Linked DNA regions of Homo sapiens: region 1 is linked to region 2. Evidence: read pairs that join two places in POLR2A ChIA-PET (ENCODE). Cell type or tissue: Panc1. All regions are shown on one strand. Each heading gives the region's core, and the rest is flanking DNA. Links, peaks and the distances in the headings are about the cores only.

Evidence for each region. ChIA-PET counts read pairs that join two places held together with the same protein. Peaks named below come from ENCODE experiments on the same cell type or tissue, not always from the same donor. Only the 100,000 strongest peaks of a DNase experiment are listed, where the experiment ranks them.
Region 1: POLR2A ChIA-PET joins it to region 2 with 5 read pairs; 1 of 35 experiments calls an interaction of 5 or more read pairs at or near these places.

The regions. Positions count from the first base shown.
Region 1 is chr6:105,743,284-105,746,200 of GRCh38, forward strand. No RefSeq gene overlaps it. Among named protein-coding and RNA genes, the nearest start is that of LINC02836, 110 kb to the left of the region's middle. In Panc1, for the core only: no CTCF peak of the experiment used is centred there; no DNase peak of the experiment used is centred there.
Region 2 is chr6:105,586,310-105,589,226 of GRCh38, forward strand. No RefSeq gene overlaps it. Among named protein-coding and RNA genes, the nearest start is that of LINC02836, 45 kb to the right of the region's middle. In Panc1, for the core only: no CTCF peak of the experiment used is centred there; a DNase peak (open chromatin) is centred at 1,332; H3K4me3 peaks cover 664 bases; H3K27ac peaks cover 1,805 bases.

The DNA.
Region 1 (2,917 bases), core at 211-2,710, 160 kb after region 2:
GATGGCCTGTCTTATTCCTGGCCAACCAGTGGACTTTTCCTTCTTTAACCCTTCTATCCTGGACTAACTGAAAAATATATATGGGTTCATTTACAGACCTTAAAAATCACAGAGTAAAACTATGATTTTCTTCAGCCCTCACAACAATAGCAATGTTGGGACCACCAGCCTTAACTTGGAAGTATTTCTCCTCTCTCATTCACCATGTATATTACCTCTTTAGCAAGTCAAAGCAGAAACAACAAAAGCCAAACGTCTACTGTGACTTGAATGGCCTGAAAACAAGATTTCTTGTTCCGAAGGGCAAAAGAAAGCCCAGCTGTGGATCTTTACATCAGTAGTATGGCAATAGGAGAACTCCAGCAAGCCCCTTGTCATTATTTTTAAGGTTTTAAGGGAATTAAACTGAATGTCAATTTCAAGCACACTCTTACAGCAGAAGTAAGATAAGCCCCAAGTTCTGACTGGTTTTGTAGAATTTCTTTTTCAGGCAGGGTAGAGGTCCCATAACGGCTCTCAGCCCATTTGGGACGGGGCACGGTGGAAGAAAGCCTTGGGTTGAGGCCATGAGAAGACTCTTTCCTTCTCAAATGAAGCCACATTGACCAGACTTCTGCAGACCTTTCTGGGTTTCCTGTCCTCACACTCACAAATCTTGGAAACAGTTGGAGTCTAATGAGTAACTCACTATGGGAATCTCCCCCAAGAGAGGGGGCATCCTGTGATCTCTAGGGAGGGGGTTGGGGTCCTGCCTTAGGGTCAACCAGAGAGCATCTCCTTCCTCCTGCTAACCTGGCATGTTTTTTCTACCACTGACAGGGCTCAGGGAAGTCCAAATTTACTTTCACCACAGCCTAAATTATAGCATTCAGGGTACTTTCTGCTCTTTTAGTTATTTTGTATGTCCTCTTCTCTTGTCCCACTCTAAGAGGAATGTTTTTTTCTCTCTTGCTCACCATCATTCTTTATTCCACATATGGTGACATGAAAATCTGCTTAGGAGATTTGATTTTATCTCGTGATTCAGTGTCACAGCATTGAACAGTCATTTCTATTTGAAGAGAACCGTAAAAAATGAATACATCTTTTAAAAGTGAACCTTGATATTATCCAAAAGAAAAATGTGTTTCTATTCTGAAAAAAATAAATTATTTATGTGTTGCTTATTTGGTTTGGGGAGTTTTATTTGGGTGTTTGGAGCTTGTTGTAAGTTTTCGTGCAGGGGTTTTTTCATGACTATTAATGTTGAATGAATCGGCTGGTAGTTGGTAGGAAAGTGCAGTATAGGGTTCACTCATGGAAGTGGCTATTTGATGGGTCACAAAGCTAATTAAAAACAAATTTAAAATAAAAACAAGAAGAAATACTGGCAATAGCATTCAGGATGTACGTGGCAAACTTTGGTTTGTTACAGTATTACTCAAAATGACTCTTTCATGTGGGAAAATATTTTTAGTTCAAATAAAACCAGAAAAGTATAATTGATGTAGTATAAAAGTATAATTTGATCAAACAAAACAGACAAATTAGCGCATGCTTAAATCCTAGGGTCTAAAACAACTTAGGCTACAGAGCCTAAAAGAAATTTGATAAGCTTTTCCTTTCATTTAGGTTTCTTGTGGGTTTTCATAGAACGTGTATATGTAGGTGAAACTCAGCCATCACTTGATTATGACCCAGAGATTAGAAATGTAATCAGGAGACTGTGGCAAAAAGAATGTCAAAAGAAAAAAAAAGCAAAGCAGATCCCTTAAAATTGTTTTCAAGTAGATCTGTCCAGCTGTAAAAGAGCTAAGAAACCTCTGAGGCTCATTTCAAACACAGATGAAATGAGTATGCATGAAACATTTGAATCAGAGGTCTTCTTCAACAAGGGTTTTTATAGAATCTGAATAGTTTTAGGAAAAAAAAAACTGATCATTCACATTGCTTTAGCCTACCTTTTATTTATTCTTTCACTGCATCAAATAGTTAAGAATCTTCTGTGTGGCAAACATGTGTGTTATCAGAGCAAGATGAGTTTCCTAGCCTCTAGGAGCCTACCATAAACAATTACCCAAATAATCATCTTAACAAAGTTATGATCAATACTTAAGGGAAACTCTAGTGTGCTTTAAGAGTGTACCAAAGTAATCCTTAACTTAATCACAGGGTATGGATTCAGAAAAGCCACCTACAGCCTTGAGATTACAACTGAGATCAGAAGAATGAGAAAGAGTTAACTACTAGGTGAACAAAACTGGGAAGATTCCCCAGTAGAAGACACAGATTGGGTGGGAACCAAGGTGTCCTGAAGCCCAGCACATTCAAAGAAACCAAAAAGAGAGAGTGTGTGACTACATGGACGGTGAGCCAGAGATGAGTCTGAGAGGTGGGCAGGGGCCAGGTCACATAGGCAGGGGTGATGTTCTAAACATTTAGCAATTTAGAAAGGCACAGACTTGGCCATTCCGAAGGGAGGCTGGCTATCAAGAACCTGCATAGTGGAACCAGAACAAGGAGATGACCATCAGCCCAGCATGAGAGGCCTTGGAGGACACATTTTGAGTTCTGGACTTGATATTCATAGCAAGAAAAAGACATTGAAGAGTTTCAGCAAGGGAGTATCAGGATCAAATATGAGTCATAAATATTTTCTAGAGAGACTGATCTGCAGATTAGTTAGTTTAGTTTACCAGTGAGTACCCACCACACCAGCTGCAAAGTGCTGTTGAGGTGGGTACTAAAATAAAGAGAAGAGACTGCAGCCCCTGCCCTCAGGAAAACAGAGCAATGTGAAAATTTATTTCCCTTTAAATGCTATTGGCAAAAATTCTTATTTTGAGTTTGAATGCAAAGTGCCTTGCTATGTGGAGAGTGACTAGCAAATGCCACCATGCACCATCATGGTATCCTAGTAGCTCTGTGTTACAAAGGG
Region 2 (2,917 bases), core at 156-2,655:
AGTCCTGACACTCTCCCAAATTAGATGTATACGTGTGTGTGTGTGTGTGTGTGTGTGTGTGTGTGTGTGTGGCTGTGAGAGAGCGAGAGAAAGAGAGAGAGGCAGGGCCTCACTCTGCTTGCTCTGTCATACAGGCTGGAGTACAGTGGCATGATTTCAGCTCACTGCAACCTTGACTTCCCAGGTTCAGGTGATTCTCCTACCTCAACCTCCCAAGTAGCTGGGACTACAGAAGTGTGCCACCAAGTCTGGCTAATTTTTGTGTTTTTTGTAGACTGGGTTTCGCTATGTTGCCCAGGCCGGTCTCCAACTCCTGGGATCAAGCCATCTGCCCGCCTCAGCCTCCCAAAGTGCTGGGATTACAGGAATGAGCCACTGCGCCCAGCCTAGATGTATACTCTTTTCACTTGAGACCCACCTGTCTTTTCACTTAAAAAAAAATCAGATGTTATATTCTGGCATCAATGATAGAATCTCAGATTCCTGTTCTTTATTACAAAACCAAATAAAGTGGGGAGATTTCCCTCCTATAACCCTGAAGACATTCTTATTTCACAGCTACTCCCTTGGCCTGGACTATCGACGGACAACAGAAGTTTCATGGAAACCAGCTAAATAACAAGATAGCTGTGCAAAGCTTTCCTATGTGGTGAAGTCACTTTTATTTAGAAGATAATCAGCTGTTGTCACATCTTCACCTATGCTTAAAAAAAAAAAAAAAAAAAAAAAAACTAGGGTCTGTGCATGAGCCAGGATTAAACTAAGCAGCAAACACACCCAGAGAACTGAACAAAGGAGAGCAAGAAAGGGTTTAGAGATCACATGGATAATTATTTCTAAGGATCGCTGGGTGCTGGGAAAGTGTATTCTAAGGGGATGATACTGTGGGTAATAAAAAGCTATTTCTGGTTTTGTTTGTTTTTAATATATAATCTTCACTATCCAGCTGACTTAGAAAAAATTCATAAGTGATGCATGTCAGATATCAAATTCTATTAAAAACCTAAAACTCAGCTGTGTTCTTTCCTTCTTTCCCCTTATACCCCAAGGCAAGGAATCAAGGCTTCTAGACACCACCGGATGAGTCAAGGTACCGTGGCCCAGACAAACTAAGCACTGGTTCTGTCACCACATAGACACAAAGGCATTCAAGAAACCACAGCCCTCTGGCTTTGTTGCTCCTTCCTTCATAATCAAATCAACAGAGTGTGTTTGTAGAATTCACCCACAACACAAACAGATGCCGCGAAACACCTTGGAGCGGTTGGCCGGCAGAAATGCCCACTGAGCGGGCTGTGATTCACTCGGGAGGAGGAAGGCCTCGGAGGGCAGCCAATCGAAGACGGACCCAGGGAAAAGTCGCTGGGTTCTTACAGGAAGCGATCTAATTATGTTACTGTAATCCTCAAGCTCGCATTTTTCAGCCACCTCAACACGAACTCACAGACTTCAACGATTATGTAATTACGGAAAACTTCACAACAAACATGAAGATTCCTTCTGGAGGCCACATTGAAGACCGGGATGTGCATTAGAGCGTGGGAGGGAAGCACGCAGCTCACAAAAGGAAGAGCAAAGAGATGTATTGAACTTAAAAGGTTACATTTGAAAAGGGGCCCCTACCAGACCTCCCCTTTTGTGTGCACATTTTTTGCACCTGCAACTGTTTGCGGGCTCGAAAGCAATAGCCCTCCCCCTTCTCCCAAGAGGCCACGCTTTCATGCCTTGGCCCCAAATGTGTCATTTTCCTGCCAGGGGGAGAAATCAAAAGAAACCAAGTTTTTAGAACTTTGCTGTAAAGAAAATAATAGTTTTGAAAAGGATTGGAGCCACATTTTCAGGTTAGACACAGTTGTTAGAGAAATGTCAGAAGGAAAACGTTCCTCTTCACTTTCTTTCCTAGCTCGTTGAAGTTCTTCATTTCACTGGGTTCTGGGTGACATCTGTAGCATCCATTTCAGCGCAGTCTGCAGCAGGCTTTTGACTCCACAGCATGTAACTGTCCTCAGACCACCGTGTTCAAAGTCGAGATTCCAAATGGACCTTCCTGACTCTTCACAGAGAAGATGCCATATAAATCATTTCCATTAAAACAAACCTTTGATACCACCAGCGAATTGTGGAATTTTGATAATGATGCTTGTGAATGAAGTGCTGACAAATGGTCTTGCTTTAGATGGTGTTTGTGGGTGGGGCTTGGGTTAGAGCCAGGATCAACCTTGATTTTGGCCACTGATCCATTTCCTCTCTCCCCACCACCCACCTCATATGTTGAGATGAAAGTTACAGCAGAAAGCCTCTTTTGAACCATTATGAACAATTCTATTCAAAGCAGCATCTGTGAATTTTTATAAGACTGGCCAAGATTGGCTCAATTATTTCTCCATTCTCTCCAGGGGATAGAAAGTTTCCAATCAAGGGTTACAATGGAAGCAAAAATGTTATGTTCATGGGAGGTAGAATGCATTGCTAAATAGATGGAAGACAAAATAAAGTTCCTCAGTATACATAATAGCTCAAGGATGAACTTGGTTGAACAGATTAGAGGAACAGATGCAGATAAAATAAACTTCTCTCTCTTTGGTTTAACTTGGGAGACTGAGGATTTTCTATATGGTACAAACCTTGATGAATGTTGAGGATATAGGGGTTCTCATATATCTTATAATATACTAGTGAGTCATCTGGTGAGATGGCTGGAAGTTTTTTTTTTAAGTAGATATAATCTCATAAGTGAGGAGAAAATAAATCATTGTCTCAGCTAGAGAGAGTGATCCTTTTGAACCCTTATATGGTTCAATCTCATTTTAACATTTTTGAAGCAGGTAGGTTTGGGATTTCTGGTTCCTGTAAAGCAAAGCCCATGATGGTTCTTTGATTCAGTTGTCTCCTGGGGAAAATGAGGGAAGAAGGTTTA